Linked DNA regions of Homo sapiens: region 2 is linked to region 1. The links are chromatin loops, found by intact Hi-C in ENCODE. Cell type or tissue: HepG2. All regions are shown on one strand. Links, peaks and the distances in the headings refer to the core of each region. The heading gives the core; the rest is flanking DNA.

What was found. A loop is a pair of places that touch in the nucleus more often than their neighbours do. Peaks named below come from ENCODE experiments on the same cell type or tissue, not always from the same donor. Only the 100,000 strongest peaks of a DNase experiment are listed, where the experiment ranks them.
Region 2: a loop joins it to region 1, with 17 times the contacts of the local background. A loop is called at or near these places in 2 of 110 quality-filtered maps.

What each region holds. Positions count from the first base shown.
Region 1 is chr4:52,869,212-52,879,982 of GRCh38, forward strand. SCFD2 (sec1 family domain containing 2) reads right to left here. Exons shown (of 9, transcript NM_152540.4): 9 at 3,771-4,850. The coding sequence ends at 4,758. Among named protein-coding and RNA genes, the nearest start is that of RASL11B, 12 kb to the left of the region's middle. RefSeq lists enhancers at 3,892-4,393, 4,547-5,506, 8,230-8,730. In HepG2, for the core only: no CTCF peak of the experiment used is centred there; a DNase peak (open chromatin) is centred at 4,830.
Region 2 is chr4:54,084,984-54,095,754 of GRCh38, forward strand. It overlaps a transcript of CHIC2 not described here and the pseudogene MORF4L2P1. Among named protein-coding and RNA genes, the nearest start is that of GSX2, 9.8 kb to the right of the region's middle. RefSeq lists a silencer at 6,355-6,454 and an enhancer at 8,041-8,660. In HepG2, for the core only: no CTCF peak of the experiment used is centred there; DNase peaks (open chromatin) are centred at 5,988 and 6,948; H3K4me3 peaks cover 1,723 bases; H3K27me3 peaks cover 2,108 bases.

The DNA of each region.
Region 1 (10,771 bases), core at 1,185-9,184:
TCCTCTTCCCTCCCCTGGCCAGGTCTCCTGTCCTGCTGTTCTCATCTCCCCTTTGCTACTGTGGGCTCCTGGATTCTGCCGGGCTCCAGGCCCCCCTGGCTGCCAACCACATCTGCTGTTGCCATCAGCCAGCTGCTCACTGGCCTCCAGCCCTGCTCAGTCATAAAGACGTCCAGGCTGGGAGGGGGAGGGGCGTGCAGTCCGGCTGTCTCAGAACCAAATCCACTTCTGTCACGATGTCTGGCTTTTGAGTTTCCTCCCTTGCCTCAAATCAAAAACATTCGCAACACTCTGCAGCCTGCCTGGCGCTGCGTGGTGTGCAGAGAGGGCTCAACCCTCAAAGTCTTCCTGGCTGTTCCCGGCTCCAGCACTCACCAGGCGCCGCAGATCCGGGTTTGCCTGCCCAGCCAGCTCCTAACCCCAGGTTTAGGAGCCATGGGTGTATTTATGGTGAGCCCCTCGCTTTGGTGGAAAATGAGATTTTGACATTCATCTTACACTCCAAGAGGGAGAAAACAAATGTGTTTTCTGGGCAAATGAACAAGTTTGTAGGCACATCCCTCAAAAATGAGCCCCTGATAATCTCTGGTGCTACCTCTGCACCCAGGGGAAATGGGCACTGTCCAGCTGTCTCTGTGGATAACTCATGACAGGTCCCTTGGGGAGTGGCCCAGGATGAATTAGAGAGCTTGTCTGGTTATAATAACCAGGAAAACTGGTGTTGCACAGATTCCCTTTCAAGTCTAAAGAGAGATGGTTCCAGAAAGTTCTTACTATCCTCACTACTCTCCTGAATTTGCAATGAGAATGGGATTAGGGTTATTACTGACTGTGGCAAGATCCCAGCCACCACCCTCCAAGCTTTCCCTCTCAAATAGTTTGCAAACCCTCCATCGTCTGGTTTTGTCTTTTTAAATTCCTTTTAAGACAGAGATGGAGTCTCTTGATGTTTCTTGGGCTGGACAGCAGACATTTGTAATACTGGATTCTGTGTTGTTGAGATTCTGTTTCTGGTAACCAGGGTAAAATAAATAATAGTGGTCTTGGGGGTAGTTTGATGGAATTCTTTGTTATTGGGATCCCATTGTAATGGAGGGGTGGCATAAACAGAGCCATCTGCATAGGGCCCGGCCTGCTAGGGACAACTCTTGGCTGATGTAGCCTGGAGTGCTTCCAACCACTTGGCCGTGCCCATGCCCGCTATGTCTGCCCTGAGGTAGACTCCAGAAGAGGGTTTACAAAGGCAGGAGTCAACTGCTACAAAGTATTTACACTTCTATCAATTATGTTTATAAGGAGTGTGGCCAGTGAGGTCGCTGGCAGAAGGTTTGGATTTGTAAGTGCTTGTTTAGGTGATAAACACTCAGACCCAGGCCCCAGACAGGGGAAACCAGTCTTATCACTCAGCTCAGCCTTTTAAGTCACCATCAGGTGGTTGACAGCTGCTGGATCCCTTTCGAATGGATACATTTGGAGGGGTTGAAATGGGAAATCAGTAAGTCCATCTCAGATTCTGCCTGACTTCGTGGCTAGCATTAGTGATAGAGAAAGTTCTATCACAGACATATGGCCCTGCATGAGCAATCATCAGACATTTATTACCAATAAATTCTTATGTGCTCTGTATGAGCCCACCATGTGCCATGTTCCAAATGCATCACACATATTAACTCTTTTAATTCTCCCCCAACCTAATGTGGCAGGTCCTATTGTTACACAACTGCATGGTCAGCGAAGACCAGGAGAGGTGGACTACGAAGTGGAAGAGGTGGGATTGGAATCCAGCCATCGGATTGGGCTCTTGACCTCTGGGCTATGCTGTCTTGGACCTATGTTGGACCGAGTTGTTATTCCTCCTCCATTTTCTCATCTCCTTGTAGACCCCATGAATGCCTCCAAATTTCCTCTTCATTTAGTATTATTCTCCTGTTGACGTTTTATAGTTTTGAGAGGTAACTTCCTTGGCGTCCTCAGTGTGAAAACCCACATTCCTTGAGATTCACATGCTGGCCACTGTGTTAGGGATGGCTCCACAGCAACCCCCCCATGAGGCAGGTGCCATAGTTATCGTTTCTTACAGATGCAGACACTGAGGCTTGGAGAGATCCACAGTGCTTGGAGTGGCAGAACTGGGACTTAGGCCCAGAGAAGCCTTCAGAGCCCTTTTCTGCCTGCTGCTCCTTCCGGGGGTGGAGGGCATGACTTGCTTCTCCTCCAGCCTCTCCCATGCTGAGAAGTGTGCCCACGAGCCTGGCAGCAGCAGGGAGTTTCCGGGAGGCTCTGCCATGGCCACAGTCCTCCTTCCCCCAAGCCCCCCTCTTTTTCCTTATTTGTTGGAGGCCCTTTGCAGGATTTATACCAAATGTCTATTGTGTTCCTGCTTGTTAATCAAGGAGCAGTGAACGTCCTGTGCCTCCTGCTTCATCTTCACCCAAACTCTGGTTACGAAGAAATTCTTCCAGCTCACCTTTCCTCCAAAGCCTTCCACCACCTGACCACCGGCCTGGCTCAGCTCCTCAAGCCAGCCTCCAGAGAAGAAAAAGATGACCATAAGCCAAACTTCTGACACTTCTCCCACCATTCACAGACTGCCCCTGACCATACTAATTACAGTATGGGGAGCATTTTCAAGACAAAAGAACTGCTGAATAACATTTACAATCAATACCTTCCTCCTTTCATCATTTCAGATTAGAGGCTTCTGAATTTTTTTTTTTTTTTTTTGAAATGGAGTTTCACTCTTGTTGCCCAGGCCAGAGTGCAGTGGTGCGATCTCGGCCCACTGCAGCCTCTGCCTCCCAGGTTCAAGTGATTCTCTTGCTTCAGCCTCCCTACCTGGGATTACGGGCATGCACCACCACACTCGACTAAGTTTGTAATTTTTTTAGTAGAGACAGGGTTTTTCCACGTTGGTCAGGCTGGTCTAGAACTCCCGACTTCAGGTGATCCACCTGCCTCAGCCTTCCAAAGTTTAATATTTCTTAAAATAAAAAATTAATTTGTAAAAATACAGTTTTCTGCTATGGCCGATTAAAGTCACAAAAGTAATACACAAATACACATTTGCTGTAAAAAAAAATAAAATAATACAAAAGTATACTGAGGGTGAGACTCTCCCTTCTCTTAGCTCTCCCATTCGATATTCCTTCCCAGAAGTACCATTATATATGTATTTCCAGAAAGTTTCCTTTGCATATAGACATGCGGTTTACAACTTCACCTTCAGTAGATGCTCACGTCGGGCCAGACCATCAGAGAAGCGCCAGCTACTCATTCTGAGTGCCAGAGAGTCAGGGACGCATCTTGTTCTTTCATCACAGTGGCCCAGAACCTAGCACAGTGCCTGGAACATGGCAGGTGCTCAGTCATCAATCTTTAGGAATGAATGAAGGAGTACAGATTTGAGTCACGTAACAGGTTACTTTCCAATTTTTTATTTTAGAAAAGTCGTCTCCTCTTTAACATTTCTTACGGATGGCTACCATTAACTTCCTTATTCAAATTCAACACTTTAAGATTAGTAGAATGAAAAAGGCACCTGCGGTCTCCTCTATTTCATGAAAGAACTGATATTATGTGGAAAACATACCTGGGCAAGAAAAGAGTGTCTGTGTCCACAAAAATCCTGCTTTGATTACATCTTAAAATAATCTCCAACTTCATGGTTCTTTCAAAAATGACAGTGTTTTATAGAGAACTAAAATCAGAGACATGTGAGTGTTTTGGTTTACATGTTATTTCCTCCACCTGTGTAATCCACAATAAAAACCTTTTCAGTTTTATCTCTTTATTACCAACATGGATGCCAGAAACTTCCATCGACCATACACCTACAAACATGTGGGTTGCAAGTGGTTCGTTTTTGCCCTGGAGTTCTTACAAAGTTTCACTAGGTGGGTCTAGGTTTTTCTGCTATGGTCAGATGGAAAACTTAAACTTACAGAAAAGAAAGCTTTATATTTCAATCAAAACTCATACCCACAAAGTCCACAGGGGTTGCTGTTACAATTTAGACTCCCTGGGACCAGGTATCTTGTACTGGAGTCTTTCTTTGGAGGGGAGAAAACCTTTTATATACAGATAACCCTCCAATCAACCACCTTCCCACTACAGTTCCAAGTAGCCTGGCAGACCTGCCCAGTGGGCCAGCTAGAACAATGCAGTCCTTTGTTATGGCAGGATGATTTACAACACATGCAGGCTACCAGCACTGCCCCAGACACTACCCCTCCCTTCCTTGCCTTTTCAGAAATGTTTCAGAGCAAGAGAGAAACAAAGCCTCAGACCCTATTTGCAATGTTCCCTCCTCAGTTATATAATCCTAAGGAACATCAAATTTTCCCCACACTCATAATTCTAAAGCATGTCTAACTTCTCGAGCAACTTCAAATAAAAAGAGTTGTAATCTACCAACACTTGCCAACAGGCTTTTATTTAGAACTAATGAACTTGTAGGTGGAATCAGGAAGATCACAAACAGAGGGTTAAGGATAAATGGAAACGATCACTAATTGGACTCGCCAAAAGACAGACTGTCGCCTTCAGGAAAATAAAAAAACTTTTTTTTTTTTTTTTTAAGAATCACAGCAATCCAAGCAAAGTACCTCACTGAGTAGGTATCAAGACCCTTCAGGCAGAATTCCATCATTCTCGCAATTAGTGACAGGGACGCTGGTTGTGGAGGAGTATTTGGAGTGGTGGCAGAAAATTGCATCGGCATTTCCAGCTTGAGTAGGTCTTATCTTCTTAGCGGATGCTCAGAAGCCAAGGTCTGGATGCAGTCGGTCAGTTGCAAATAACAGCTCAGGAATGTTAAGTGGCTTCAGGAGTCGTGTGGACAGCACGATTACCTAACAACAGGAGAGGGCAAACACACCGCAGGGAATTAGGGGGGCCAATCTCAGGGTATTGGATGATGAGAAATAGAATGCAACAAATGTCTTTGGGGGAGGGCATGAAGTGAAGTTCTAGGAAGGAAAAGTAGAAGGCAGCCAGCTGAATGGCACCTGGCGCTAGTGCCCTGCCTGGAAGGAGGGGGGCACAGTCTGGGACAGATGGCCTGTGGGACAGCCGGGCTGTGTCTACTGAACCTTTAGCCAATGGGGCACTCAGGATGGCTGAGACTGGCACTAGGTACATTTGACAGGCAGAGCCCAGCCACTACCTTGCTGCTAAATTGAACTGGATCATATTCTTGCTTTGTAATGCAGTAATTTGACGTCAATATCAAGGTTTCTCCCCATTTCAGGGAGCCTTTGCTCCTCCAGGGAGCATGAGAAGGCACATCCAGGAGGTGGATGTTGTTAGTGATGATGGTGATTGTTAGTTTCCTAGTACCACAAACTGGGTGGCTTAAACAATGGAAACTTACTGTCTCATAGTTCTGGAGCCTAGAAGTCCAAGATCAAGGTGTTGGCAGGGTTGGCACCTTCTAAGGGCTGCGAGGGAATCTGTTCCATGCCTTTCTCCTAGCTACCTTGTGCCTTCACATTGTCTCTCCCTATGCATGTCTGTTGCTGTGTCCAAATTTCCCCTTCTTATATACATACAGTCACACTGGATTAGAGCCCACACTAAAGACCCTATTTTAACTTGATCATCTGCAAAGATCCTATTTCCAGTAAGGTCATATTCACAGATACCAGTGGGGAGGTTAGGACTGCAAGACATTTTAAAGGGGACACATTTCAACTCATAACGATGATGGGAATGATAGTGATAACTAATACTTGTTAATTTCTATGATGTGCCAGGTTCTGAGGATTATCTCATTGAATATCCATTTGATCCTGATATTGAGCTTATGAAATAGATACGTTTATTTTTCCTGCTTTGTAGATGAAGAAAATAAAGTACAGAAAGGCTCAGCAACTTGTACAAGGACACACATACAGTCAGCGGCTGAGTCAGGATCCCAGCGCAGACAGGCTGGCCCCAGTGCCCCCGTGCCTCCCTTCCCTGTCATCAAGGGCTCTGGGCCCTTTACTCCCTTACTCCACATGCACCTTTGGGCTCCTCTGGCTTCTTTCATGGTGACCCTTTCTGCTTCCCTCAGTCTGGATTTTATTCCAGGACAGATTTATCTCTGCAAAGGTGGGAGAGCCTATTCCCTGGGTCTGGGCTGGGGGCGTGATGTGCTTTGCAAGGGCCTGGTTAGGTTTTGCACAAGCAGTATTGTATGCACCCTAGAAGAAGAGGTGACTATGGGAAAAGCTGTCCTAGAGCCTGAATTCCACAGCCCACATCCCTTGGAAGGGGATTCCAAGGCCCACAGCATGACTACATGGCTACGCTCCTTTGGAGTGGTGCAAGTGGGCCCACACACTTTACTATCCTCCTTGCCCACTCCCAAAATTGTCCCAGGTATAATTAAATTAGTGAATTAACCAACCCCAAGTCCACGAGCTCATTGATGGAAAACAAAAAGTCTATACTCCAATGAAGAGAAAAAGTAGAAGAGGAAGAGAGAAGGAAGTATTTCTTGTTGTTAAAGAAAGAATTTTTCAACAACCTTATGAGAAAGTTTTCTGTTTAAAAAACTTAGTCTTTGGAAGCATCTATGTTACTTCTTGAAAGAGGATTATCTTTAACTATATATATATATATATATATATATATATATATATATATATATATATATATATAGTTAATGTCAGCCAAGTCATATTTTTGGCAGAAACAAATTCACTGAAATCTGTGTTTCACGATTTTCCTTGAAAATCATGCAAGGAGCCTTTGAGGACAGTGGGTGAAGATTGGCCTTCTCTATCATCTGCATGCATGATTTAGACACCGTTTGAATGTGTGTCTCCCGAGAGGGTCTCTACGTCTTTCAGGTCTTCCTCACCAAACCTAGTAGGTAATTGAGCCTGGCGGCTTCCAGGCGAGTGCCATCAGCAGACCCTGAGGAGATCCCAGCTCCACACTGACTGGCCAGATGCCTCCAGAAAGTCACAACTTACAGCCTTGCTCACCTCATCTCTCTCAGAAGGAAAATAACAGTGCCAAGCTTGAGGCAGTATGGCAAGGATTACATAAGATCGTGTATGTGGAGCACAGGAAGTGCTCAGCAACTGTGAGCTGCTGTATTATTGTGGTTTTGTGATTTGGTCCTAGATCTCCTTTTGAATCTTATGAAAGCTAAGAACTTTCTAGAAAAATACACAGACATTCATACAAGATTTTGTGTTATAGTTTTAGGGATGGTTCATGAACTCCTAGGAATTCACAGACCACAATTAAGAAGCCCTTTTTCGAACTGGGTGCGGTGGCTCACTCCTGTAATCCCAGCACTTTGGGAGGCCGATTTGGGTGGATCACCTGAGGTCAGGAGTTCAAGATGAGCCTGGGCAACATGGTGAAACCCCATCTCTACTAAAAATACAAAAATTAGGTGCGCGTGGCGGTGCATGCCTGCAGTCCCAGCTACTTGGGAGGCTGAGGCAGGAGAATAGCTTGAACCCTGGAGGTGGAAGTTGCAGTGAGCCAAGATTGTGCCACTGCTCTCCAGCCTGGGTAACAGAGCGAAACTCTGTCTCTGTCTCGAAAAAAAAAAAAAAAAAAAAAAAAAGAAGCCCTTCTTCAGAAATCTTTTTAAATGTACACCTAAAGACAAACACTGGGCTCCTTGGAAGTAGGTTCTTCGGAGGTGGTAGAGGCCAGCAGTCGTTCATGCAAAGGGCCCTCTCCTCCTGCTGTGACTTGGTGGTCTCCAGCACACTGCTAGCCCTTGGGGTCTTTAATTCTAAAGCAAAGACGGTGGATTCCTCTCTGGCTGGGGTGAGGGTGGGCCTGAGGGCTAGGGTACGTCTCCATCCCCATGGGTGCTAAGTCTTCTCAGCAGGTTTGAGGAACTTGGAGTGAAAAGGCTAAAAGTGTTGACTTCCAGAGCAGCAATAACTGAGCCCAAAGAATCTGTCACTCTCGGGTAGTGTGCTGGGCTTCCAGCCATGGTTGACAGAGACCATGGATTTGGCTACCGCCACTGAGCTGGAACAGTAAGGCCAGCCCTCACATCTGAACAAGCAGGTGTTTAACAGTAATCAGCCTACAGCTTCATGAGGGCTCAGCCAGAGGCTGTCTGGGGCCTGCTCTGTGGAGGGGTGAAAAGAAACAGATGGAAAACAGGGGCTTCTCAAGCAGTAGGTTAGGGGGCCTTTGTGGAGGGGAGACTGCAGGACTGAGGACAGGAGGCTTTGGGATAGTACAGTGGTTAAGAGCACAGGTTTAGGAGGGTCCAGTCTGCGCTGGACCCTGGCTGGGCCACTTGCTAGATGAATGACCCTGGAGAAGTTGCTTAACCACACTGAGCCTCAATTTCTTCATCTGTAAAGTGGGAATGATACCCACCCCACATGATTATGTGAGGATCAATGTGAACATCTTCGTAAAATATCTGACACAATGACAGGCTCTAGAGGGGCTTAGAATGGCAGCTGCCATGACTGCCTTTGTCACCGTCACTGTCCTCATTATGTGCATCCCCGGCTGCATCCTTCCACCCAGCTCACAGTAGTTATGGGGCGGATGCAGGGAAGGTGGAGTTGCCAGAGCCAGTGACCCCAAGTGTGAATCTGATCGCATTACTCACAGGCTTAAAATCCCTGCAGCTTCATCACTGCCCTCTGGTAAGCCCAGCCCTCCCGGAGAGCATCACAGGACTTCAGAACCTGAATGCTGCCAGCACTCCACATCCGGCCCTTGCCTCCACACCCCCAAATCAGTCCCACATTCCAGCCTCCCTAACTCCTCGCAATTTCACACCTGGCACTTTGGGGATGCTTCTTTGTCTGGGAGAGGAGCTCCCCACTCTGCCCAAAGACCCCTCCTCCATTGCCCTTCAACAATCAGCTCAGGCATCACTCCCCACAGAAAGCCTTCCCAGACCACCCCTCCCGCAAGCCTGAGTGTGTCCCCCTGGCTGTTGGTATCTCACGGTATTCCCTGTCAACTTAACTGAGTCTTTTCATTGTTTCTTAGCACAGTGCCTGACACATAGCAGGTCTTTGATTGAGTCAGTTAGTGCCTGATTGAGTGAACAAAAACCATACAGCAGTGAAGGAGGCAGGGAGTGTAGCCACGGTCACTGGGAAGTTTTCACTCAGGGCAGCTCTAGTAGAAGATGCTCAGACAGCTCCAGGTAAATGTGTTTCCTCTCCATTCGATGAAAAACCTACTTGTCTCTAATTCCTATTTTGAAGAGCAAGCAGGATCATACTGCTGACATTTCACATAGAGCATGAAATATAATAGTTGGTGCTCTTTAAGTATGTTTGCATCTTAGGCATCTTTTGGTATTGGCTACTTTTTTGAATTTTCAGAATTTTTAAAGCACATTTTACTAGAACATTTCTACATTATTTGGCTAAGATCACCCTAAAATTCTAAAAAGTGGGCCCTAAACAGGAACAAAGATGCTCAAAAATGAAAAAGAAAATAGAAGAGTTTGAAATTGGCTGATCAGATATGACATTTAATTTTTAAAAAACATAATCATCAAACATGTGATAGTGGACAAATTAAGCACTAGAGAATTCCTTTCAGAGAACTGGTCTTTTCTCAGGCAACCAAGGGCACTGAAGAAAATTCCCATGGGTGATGCTCAATGCTTGCCCATCATACGTCTACTTTTCTCTGCATTTTCTAAAATGCTTCTTTTGATTCTCAGTATTAGAAATCAGAGGTACATAGAACCTAAACCTGGTCTTCCCTGCTTCCTCTCCCTTTCCCCTTTTCAGGGTCCCTGCCATCTCTTCTTCTCCTCCGTCTCCTTCCCCTCCCTCTCTTTCCTCCTGTTCCTTTTTGGGGGTTGTTTTTGTTCTTCCTTCTCAACACAGGCCTGAGTGTCATTCAGGGCTAAAGAGTCAGCTGACTTTACTCCGACCCATCAACTCCTAGCCACCCCACTTTCACCTGCTAATAGCCAAGAGGGCTGGTGGCAGTGGTCAGCCTCCTTCTCAAGCCAGAGGCATCCAGGACACTCAAGAGCACCCCGCAGTGCTCAGAGCTTGGCCCAGCCACCATACCTGCCCTGCACCATCTACCCACCAGAATACCTTCCACAAAAACAGCCAGTGGGGAGAGAATCTTTGCTGATTAAAAATAAATTTCACACTTAAATATGAGAAATGGGGTTTTTAATGAAAACAAAAAATTGTTTTTGAAGAGCCTGAACGACACTGCAACTGCAGGGCAGTTATGACTTAGGTGTCACATGTGTTGCCAACTGCAGGCAGTTCTATCAAGGAATGTTTGAAGATGCAGCTCATTCACCAACAGCAAGCCTCTGTGTCAAAGCAGATAACTTGACATCAAAAAAATATATCGACTGACTGTGAGATGGGGTGGAGGACATCAGCCAGGGAACCAAGTCCCTCCAGCAGCCTTCAGCCCACACTTGATATCTACTCCAGCTGGAAGGGGGATGTTCGGTCTTTGTTCTCAGGCCTGCCCTGAACTCCACATGGGCAGCCCAGCCCTTAGGAGTGACCCAGCCCTCTGGGCTTTCCGTTGCTCCAGACCATGGCTGTAATTTGTAGGTGCCAGCATCTTCCTGTTCTATTTCTGCTGAACACAGAGGAAGCAGGGAAGTCCAGGATTTACATTCCATATCCCCCTGATTTCTAACACTCAGTATCAAAAGGAGCAAGGGGTACATTTTTCTCTCTCCTTTTCTTTTACATTTGGGAGATTCTTCCCCAAAGTGACCCACATATGCACAGGCACCAACATGCATATTCATTCGATAGGCAGCTTTTGGAGCATATATTGT
Region 2 (10,771 bases), core at 1,658-9,657, 1.2 Mb after region 1:
AAACAGGTAGCATAGAGACAAAATCTGTGAAAAGCTAAACACTGAATTGATATAAATAAAGTGTTCTACTCCTTATCTCAAAATGTTAAAGTGCTATATTTTCCCCACTCACATAAAAAAGTAACAATTTATGTCATTCAAATGATAAAGAAATAACTCATTTATTTTATTAAATATGAATGTCCTTAAGGAACAAGTATTATCTTTAAAAACCTGTTCAGAATTGGTAATTTTATATTTACATCTATCTTCTGAATTATATTACCTTTTTACCACTTTTGTAGGTTACTATGATAAATTCTTGCCTTAACAACAGCTATTGATTTTAATTATTGAGATACCAATGATCTCGTAGGGGGATGCCAATTATTACGAAGTATCTGTGGAAGACAATGGTGCTGTGTATGCATACAGAATTAGGGACACTGTCTTGCTCAATCAATTTTCAGTCAATGAGCTCATCAGCTAAATCTGATGGACTGACAGAGAATCCAAACAGAGTAATACAATGACTAAGACAGTAGTTGGTTTGCCCAGAGCAGTCAGATGAGGAAGGGCATCGAGCCAAGTCCAGAGACTCAGGGCAGACTCCAAATGAGCTCTAGCTAACAACAAGACAATATCTCTTGTTTTCAACCCTGTGTAAATTATAAAAACAAGAGGATGTGGCCATTATGGTGTGTTTCCCAAAAACTGTTCATGTAGCTGTGATGTGAGCAGCTAAAGAATTCCACAGGCCGACAGTGGAGGGAGAACCTTAGCCCTAATCTCAGGGCCACTGGATTTAGAAGCATCCACAGTAAATCCAGTAACTTATTAGTTTTCCTCATTTAGCCAGGAGGTCTGGAAAGGGAACTTGTCTCCCACCAAAAACAAAATGATACTTTGATTGCAAGTCTAAATCCAGGATCTGATTTTGGCAAGTCGTTTAACCTCTCAATATCTTATTGTGGAAATAACAGTTAAAAAAAAAACAAAAAGTCCTATCTAGCTTAAATAATTGTGCTAACCCAAGGACATAACTGGTTAGAGTCTTTATAAACTGCAGTCCTGTATACAGGTAAAATAGAATGGTGAGGAAGCATCCACCTAGAACACTGACATTCTTCTTTCAATCCTTCATAAATTATTGAGCATCTCCTCTGCCAGGTTCTGCTTTATATGCTTAGGAAAGCATGTAAACAAGATAGCTTAGATCTCATTCATTTTGAAGCTTCCACTAGGCCTTTGATTCATGTGCAACCAGCTTGCAAAATGCTGGTCATACACAAGTTTTGGGCTCTGCCCTCAAGCAGAGGGGCATGGAGAAGATTATGAGACAGATGATGATAGTAATAAGATGATGCATTGAAATCAGTGCAAATCCATTTCATCTCCATCCCAACCTCACCCTTTTACTGCACCATTGAGTTTGGGGTTTGGTTTAGGAGGTCCTGGATGTAAATTCACCCTCTCTTTGAAATAATAATGGCCCTCTTCTCATAGGGTGGTTGTTCTCAATGAACCCAGTAGACATAAATATCCTGCAGGAGCTTCCATTCTAGCAGGGAGATTCAGACGATAAACATAAACAGAAGATATTATGTAGCATATAGTTGGAAAGTGATGACTGCTATGGGAGAAAAAAATAGAGCATGGAAAAGGGATTGGGAGTGCAGAAGGCACAGTAGCAGCTTTGATATTTTAAAAAGAGTGAGAAAGCGGCAGCTAGAAAGATCTGGATTCTCATTTCAGGTCACCATTCAGAAAAGCTAAGTTTGCTGTACAGTAAGGCTCAGGAGATCTGATCCTGATTGTAGAAACCTCTGATTACAGAATCTTGGATTGTATCTCCCACTGTATCCTCCTAGACCATCCTGCAAGATCTATAAGAGTCCTTTTGGGAAATCCCTAGGAGTTCTTGGAAAGAAGAAAGATTGTTGGTTGGAATAAAAAGGGTTGAATGAGTTCCAGAAAGCCGGGTTCTCAATCTCATGGACAACAATCTGCAGAAGAAGACAACTTCAAAAAACCAACTAGAAGCAACATGCAGAGATGAGAGGGGCCTCCTCAGGAAAGAAGGCAGCTGGTCCACAGCAGAAAAATCTTGAACCACCTCTCTCAGGAAGATGTGGGGTCGCTCTGCAGAGAACTTCTTAGCTTCAGGATCCGTGAGGAAGACCAGAAAGAACAAACAGAGGACTCCTGGAAACAGATATGGGGGCAGTACCAGCAAAGCACCTCAGACCCCAGGGAAGGAAAGAGCCTGGGCAGACCTCACTGTTGAAAGCGAGGACGCATTTAAGAACAGAATGGAAGTTAAAGTGAAGATGCCTGAAGAATCGAAACCATGGCTTGCTGGGGACTGGAACTTAGTTACCAAGCAGAAGCAGCTGTTTTAACTCCCTGCTAAGCAAAATGTAGATGCAATTCTAAAGGAGTATGCAAATTGTAAAACATCGCAGGGAAACGTCGATAATAAGGCATAGGCAGTTAATGAAATTGTGACAAGAATAAAAGAATATTTCGACGTGATGTTAGGCACTCAGCTGCTCTACAAATTTGAGAGGCCCCTGTATGCAGAAATCCTCTTGGCTCACCCTGATGCTCCTGTGTCCCAGGTTTAAGGGGCACACACCTACTGAGGTTATTTGTAAGAATAGGAGAAATGTTGGCCTATATATCCCTTGATGAGAAGAGCCTTGCGTTATTGTTGGGCCATTTGCATGATTTCCTAAAATATCTGGCAAAGAATTCTGCATCTCTTTTTACTGGCGGTGATTACAAAGTAGCTTCTGCTAAGTACCACCACAAAGCCCTGTGCTGGTCTACAGACCATTCACTGTTATTTCCCTGAGATCTGGAAACACTTTTTGTTCTTAGTCTTTTTCTTGTAAAATGGATATTCTTTAACATTGTTAATGTAAAACAGGGCTTATGTTTCAGTTTGTTTTCTGTTCTGTTTTAAACAGAAAATAAAAGGAGTGTAAGCTCCTTTTCTCATTTCAAAGTTGCTACCAGGGTATGCAGTAATTAGAACAAAGAAGAAATATTCAGTGGAACATTTTATTGCCTAGTTGACAACATTGCTTGAATGCTGGTGGTTCTACCCCTTTGACACTACACAATTTTCTAATATGTGTTAATGCTACATGACAAAATGCCCTGACTCCTAGTGCCAAACATTCAATTTGATATATATACCCAAAAACCCATGCATTTGTTCTCTTTTTTTTAATGATGCTTGAAGTAAAACAGCCCATCCTCTGCAAATCCGTCTATGTTGTTCCTTAGGCATTCTGTCTTTGCGCAAATTGTTGAAGGGTGGTCGTTTGTTTCATGGTTTTTGCATTTGAGTCTAATGCATGTTGTAACGTGATAGAGGCAATGCATTATTGTGTAAGCCACAGTTTTCTGAAAAAGTTGATATTTTAGGAATTACATTTCAGATCTTAAATAAAATTTGTTTCTAAATTTCAAAGCAAAAAAGAAAAAAGACAGTAAGAAAGTGTCTTTGGAGGAAAGACCTAAAGGTGAGGAAGTAAGACGTGTGAGCTTGTAGGGGAAGAGTTCTCAACAGAGGGGAAGGCTAGAGAGGGCCAGACCAGCAAGGAAAACAGAGGGAGCAAGTAGGCCAGTGGTTGGAGTGGTCAGAGACAGCCATGGTGGCATCATGGAGGGCCTTTTGTTCTTGGTCTGACCTGATCAGACTTCTATTTCAAAACGATCCTTCTGGCTGCTCTGTTGAGAACAGATTGTAGAGGCAAGTATAGGAAGAATGAACCCAGTCATCCCTATGCAGTGGTGATGGCTTGGACCCGTGCGATAGTAGTTGGAGTGTTAAGAAGTGGTCAGTTTCCAGTTACATTTGAAGTTAAAGCCTTCAGGACTTCATGATGGGTTAAATGTACAGGATTAGAGAAAGAGCAAGAGAGGAGTCACAGAAGATTCAAAGGATTTGGGCAAGAGCCACCAGAAGATGGAGGTGCCAGCAACAGAGACCTGAGGGTAATGCAGGAACCTGGAACTCCTGTACCTTCTCTTCTCCTAGTTTCCAGGGCATCTTCCTGCAAGTGTATAAAACTGTAGGTAGAGGAACAAAGCTGATATGGTCCTATTTGGTGACTGTAGGAGAGACTGACCACTAAGACCATTTCATCCCTTGAGACCTCAGTCTCCCTACTTATAACATGAGATAGGTCAGTTACATAAGGACAGAATTCCTTTCTTGCTGTTAAATTCAAGAACCTAGATCTGCAATCGGTTCTCCAATCTTTCAAGCCTTCTTTTTGATTTTTTTTCCTTGGGAAAACATCTCAATAATGAAATCCAATCTTTAAAAATTTTGGTTTTAAACAAAATTATATTGTGATCAGCTTGAGCCTAGGAGTTCAAGGCTACAGTGAGCTATGATCCCACCACCACATTCCATATATATATATATATATATATACACACACATATATAGTGATCAAAATATTTGATCAAAATATCAAAAAATGTTTTTAATAAGTCAGCTTCTCTAAAATAAAAATAAGTATGTCTTGCAATTGTTTATACAATACCTTGTTCCAGGGAGGTACATGGCTAATCAGGAAACATATTTCCTATGTTGTATTTAATCAGAAATTTTGCTCACAAGGTTAAATTACAGCATTCATTTTGTGCCACTGTGAAAATATTCCCTTCCATTTTAACAGGACTAAAAATGCTTCCAAAGCTGCCTAAAAGAATATTCAGCTCCTATAGGTTCTTGCTGCATTTTTATTTCCCTTGGTAACAGTACTTTTGATAACATTGGTGGAAGAAAAGAAGTCATAGTAAAGGATGAAGATGGAGTATCTGATACTATAACACTAGCCTGATGCTAGAGGAGAATGTAATACAGGCTGAATATTGAAAATTTGCAACTTATTGAGCACCAACATGACATCACAAGTGGAAAATTCCACACAGAAGTACTTAAAACATATTGCTTCATGCAAAAAATCATTTAAAATATTGTATAAAAAACTTTTAGGCTATGTACACTGAATAAGCTGTATGTGAAATATAAATGAATTTTGTGTTTAGACTAGGGTCCTCTTCCAAGATATCTCATTATATACATGCAAATGTTCCAAAACCATAAAAAATCCAAAATCTTCAGACACATCTGGTCCCAAGCATTTCTAATGAAGGATACTCAATCTGTATAAATTATACACAATTTAATTATTTTATTTTATATATATATATTTTTTAGATGAAGTTTTGCTCTATGGCCCAGGCTGAAGTGCAGTGGTGCAATCTCGGCTCACTGCAACCTCCACCTCTCAGGTTCAAGAATTCTCCTGTCTCAGCCTCCCAAGTAGCTGCGGCTACAGGCGTGTACCACCACGCTGGCTAATTTTTGTATTTTTAGTAGAGATGGGGTTTCACTATATTGGCCAGGCTGGTCTCGAACTTCTAGCCTCAAGTAATCTGCCTGCCTCGGCCTGCCAAAGTGCTAGGATTATTGACATGAGCCACCACAACCGGCCTAATTTAACCTAAATCCAGAAATAATCCCTTAAATTTTGTAGCTCACAAACGCATCCTCCCTCTTTCCCCACAACATTCCATCAGACTCAGGGAACGTCATCACACATCAACGTCGTCATAGTTTGTATACTGAGTGCTAAGTATGTGCAAGGCGTTGTGCCAAGGGATGTCAGGCTTAACTCACTTAATGCTCACAACCATCCTGTGAGAAGAGGGTCATTATTATTTCCATGGTCAGAGAGAAGGTGGATTCACATCCAGGACCTCCTAAACCCAATCCCAAACTCAGTGGTGCAGTGAAAGGGTGAGGTTGGGTTGGAGATGAAATGGATTTGCACTGATTTCAATGCATCGTCTTATTACGATCAGTGTTTGTCTCATAATCTCCATGCCCCTCTGCTTGAGGACAGAGGCGACAAAACTTGTGTATGACTGGCATTTTGCAAGCTGGTTACACATTAATAAAAGGCCCAGTGGAAGTTCCAAAACAAATGAGATCTAAGCTATCTTGTTCTCACGGTTTCCCAAGCCCAAGTAGAGCCTGGCATACTATAGGCACACCATGGGTGCTCCCTGAGTACATGAACATAAAGATGATCCACAGGTGGGTGAACAATACTGGGGGCAGGTGAAAGGGAGGACCTCGAGGCAATACTGCCAGAGCCCCTCCTGCTTAGAGTGTCCAGGCTTCTACATGGGGAGACAGCGCACCCCCCAGACACTCCCGCCCACTCCTTTCTGGCTCGCTGAGTGACGCCAGTTTCAAGCCTCAGCCCACGCCAGGCTCCAGGACCAGCAGAGCGGGTCTGCGCGGACAGAGGCACTGGGCTGCGCCCGTAGCGCACCCCACCAAGAGGAAGGCGTGCCTAGTGGGGAGGCGGGGCTCCAGGGGCCGGGCACACGCAGACACACTCCTGCTCTCTCTACGCACGTTCTCACACTCTCATTCACACCGCACTCACCCTGTGCACATCCCCAGTTTCTCGTATTCCTCACATTCACACATTCATACACTCATATATTCACACACACCCATGCTCCCAAACACGCTTCACTCACACAGCTCCGCGCACAGGGATCAAAGACCACATTGGGTACAGTGTACACTGCTTGGGTGATGGGTGCACCAAAATCTCAGAAATCACCACTAAAGAACCTATCCATGTAACCTAACACCACCTGTTCCTCAAAAAACTATTGAAATAATTTAAAAATAAAAAAGGAAAAGCAATCTCATTCCCTACCCTCATTCTAATTCACTTTTCACCTCTTCACACACCATCACGCCCACGTACCTTAATCTCACTGTTGACAGTACACTTATGCTCGCGCTCATGCACACTCGCCCCCACCTCGCCTTCGCTCTTTACACGAGCTTGCGCGCAGACACACTCAAGGACTCCCTACCCACTTACACTCACGCATGCGCACAGGCGCACACGCTAACTCTGCCTCCTCACTCGCGCTCGTGCATGCGCATCCGTCGCGGAGAGGACTTTGTGCCTGGTGTGGGAGCGGGTGTTTGGTGGCCTTTGCGGATGGGCTTGTTTTGAGGCTGTGGGGTCAGTGCGATCGTTTAGATTTCCTTGGTTTCCCAGTGAGAAATAAGTTAGCCAGGAAGAGAGAGAGGCGGAGACCCAGGGAGACCGAGACTGGAGGAAGGGAGTAGGTTGAGGTTTTAGAGCCGTGGGAGCAAGAGCGCCGGGTAGGAGCTGTCGCGCAGAGAGCACCTCGCGCAGCCCCAGAGCCTGTTTGTTTACCCTCTTCCTCGGAGCGGCTTCTCCAGCGTCTCATTTCTTCTGCCTCCCTTGCCCTCGCCCAGGTGTGGGACGCGGGCGAGTGAGGACAGACTTACAACCGTCCTCGGCCGCGCAGCACAGGGTTCCCGCGCCCTGTCCCTATGCCCCGGGGACACAGGGCAGGAGGCTGAAAAAGGGACTCAGCGTTAGAAACTATGGTTGGAATTCTCCCCCTGCCACTTGCTATGTGGCCTTGGCCAGTTTACCGTTGTCTCGGAGCCTCCGTTTCCTATCTGAAATAAGGAATCATTCATTCAACAAATATTAATTGCCATCCTAATATATGTCACCTCTGGTCTGGACATTTGGCATACACTGGTGAATACATAAAACAGACCCAGTTTCTGCCCAGGAGCAGTTTGCAGTCAACAAGCATACGGATTGATTATGAAGAGGGCTTTTGAATTAAATAATAAAATATTGCTTTCATCCACTCCAAATGTTTTTCAGCGCTTACTGTGTTCTGGGCACAGGTGAATAAAAACAATCATGTTCCCTGTCCTCATTCTAATTTCAGTCCGTACATTGGACTGGCCCTCAGAACCTTTAATATGTAGGAAAACCAACCACACTAACCAACAAATGGACAGCCAACAAATAAGGAAGTAATAAAAGCACCTACCTCACAGGGTTGCTGTGAGAAATAAAGGAGGCATTAAAGTCTTCAGCCACTGCCAGGCATATAGTAGGTGTTCAATAAATGCTAGGTGTTATCAGGTGGTTAGTATTGCTTAGTGCCTAAAAGGCTCTGCCATCACTAGCTGTGTGACCTTGGTTCAGTCTTTGAACTTCAGTAGTTCAAATAGGGTTCTCCGCAAACATAATGAGGAGAAAATAATGGCATTTTATCTGGGAGGGCTGTTGTGCGGATTAATGAGGTCATGCAGGCAAGGCTCTTGGTTCAAGAACTGCCACACAGTGAGAGCTCAGAAAATGTACCTACGAGTATTGTCATATACTCGAAAGGCGACTGTTTTCCTCCTATGCAAAGCAGGTGGGTGTGCAGCAAAGCTGGGAGGTTTCTAATATCATAGGAACGTTTTGAAATTTAGGGCGCAGTCCCAAGTAGGGACGGCCAGGACGCCAGAGCCTTTGACGGGGGTGGGGAGTGGCGAGGTTAATGTAACTGCTGAACAAACATATGCCCGGAAACCGAGGGATAGAAAGGCCCCACACTGGGCGCCTTCAGGGTGCGAGCGCCAGGCTGTGGAGGAGCCTTAGAGGGCAACACTCGGCCGGGAAAAGGCGCGGGGGGACGGAGAGATGATTGTGCAGCGGCTTCCTGGCTCCTAGTTGCCAAGCCCAGGGACTCTGATACCTAATTTACAAGCTTCAAGAGCCTATGGAGCTGCAGGTCTCAGATAATAATAAAACCAACAAGAGAAGCCACGAGCCTTACCAGGCACCAGGCCCGGTGTTAGGCAGTCCTGAATTCCTCACAAAAACTCGAAGACGATGGCATTTTCTCTATTTTACAGATGCAGAAACTGAAATTCTTTCTCCACTTTCCTAGGCCTCCTTTCAGTTTTTGCAATTAACCAAGAGAAACTCTCGGAGGCTCCCGTGAGCACCCTTAGGTGGCCGGGAACGCATTCCCCATCCCTCTTTCCCAGGCCAACACCCGCACATCTTGCAGGTCTCCGTTTAAATGTCACTTCAAGCTTCGGTTTTATCATCACCCAGAGCCCCTTGAGCTTTTCTTTCATATTCACACGACCTTTTTAACTCACCAGCTCCGAGTTAATTTGTTGATTCGCTTAACCTGGAAACTCCCCGGGGGCGGGTCTTGTGCTACTGAATTCCCTTGCGCGCAGCCTGGGGTATAATAGGCGCTCAATACACACTTTCCAACTATCAAATGACCAGATAAGGCTCAAAAAAGTTACGTTGCTCTCTTCAGATTCCATGGTAGGAGGGCGTAGGGGGCAGGATTTATCAGTTATTTCTCAACTACATCAGAACCGCATGCAGAATTCTGGTTGACTTCTGTCTCCCCCTCCATCTACACCCCGCCGTGTTCCAGCCTCACATCATTAAATCGAAATCCCTTAGGTAATCAGTATTTTTATAAAGCTCTCCAGGTGATTTTTGTAGATGACCAAGATCAAAAACCAGAAGGGCTGGGCTGCTAAAAATTATAAAGAATTGCTCTTATTTTAGTGACTTTTTTTTTTTTAAGTCTTTGCTCCCATAACTAAGCAGCTATTTTGGCTCCAAGCTTTCAGAAAATTTAGGCCAAGGGAAGTGGGGAATTGGTATGCATGTGAATAATTCAACCCTCCTCTTACACACTCCTGCCTCCCCCGCCCGCCCTCCAATACAAAAACCACATCTCTGAATAGGGTAGTAAAAAATAGTAAGTGCCAGGAGAACTGGAGAGGGAGGGAGGGAGGTGAAGCATTTGCTTCAATTATCCGGATAATTGTTCCCCACCTCAGGCCATTGTTACTGAAATGAAACAATATTCTATTGGATACTGTCTTGGCCTTTTCAGGCCTGCTCCCTGCAGTGCCTAGCACACGCTGGGCACAGAGTAGGCGCTCGATAAATTTTATTCTGATGACAGAGGAGAGCTCTGAGGGTGGGAGAGGGATGCCTTGTTCGGCTTGAGGATTTGGGGGTGGGCGAATATTAATTAAAGTGAAGTGGGGAGCAGAGGGGCTGTGTGGCAGGCATTCAGTGCCATCACAACTTTTTTCCAACTGGGCCGTTCCTGAAATTCTAAGCCAAACCCCTCACTTATTTCTCAGAAGACCTCCACTACCACCCCCCACCCCCCTCTCCCCGCTGCTTCTTCTCAGAGGGCCGAATTGAACTCTTGCAACTGTGGTGAGCACAAAGGCGAATTCAGGTTTCTCAAAAGCCCATCCGTTCTGAATAAACACCAGGGAGAAGCAAGATTATTTTTGGTGGTGCATGAACACAGGGCCCACAGCCTGCCCTCCCTCTAGAAAGGCCTTCCCTGGCCTTGCATTAAAACTAACAATATTGGGGCAGCTGAAGGAATAGCCTGGCTCCTGAGCCCCCCATCACTCAAGCAGTACAAGAATGTGGGGACTAGCTCCCAACTGCCCTCTTTCATCTTGACCCACAGCTTTTCAAGAGGAGCTTGAGTTCTCTATGAGTGTGTATTTGCTAATTGCAGCCGGGGCTTTAATGAGATTCTTTTAACTCCCCCAAGCTCGTTTGCAGGTTATAGCCTTATCTGGGGACCCACGTTTTCCACCCTGGCTACACATCCTGTGAACAATTGCCTCTCCAGAGCCTGAAAGGAGAGCGAGCGCCCCATTTCTGCTGAATACACTTCTCAGTTCATCCAAGGCTGGCGGGCTTTTGATGGCCACAATGCAAGTTACGCCCAAAGAGTGTCTCTTTGGTCAGATCGACAACGCTTGGCTTCACGTTTGCAAGTTAAACGGGCAGAAACCCGGCTGAAACTCCCACGCCAGACGCCAGGGACGTTTCCCTCC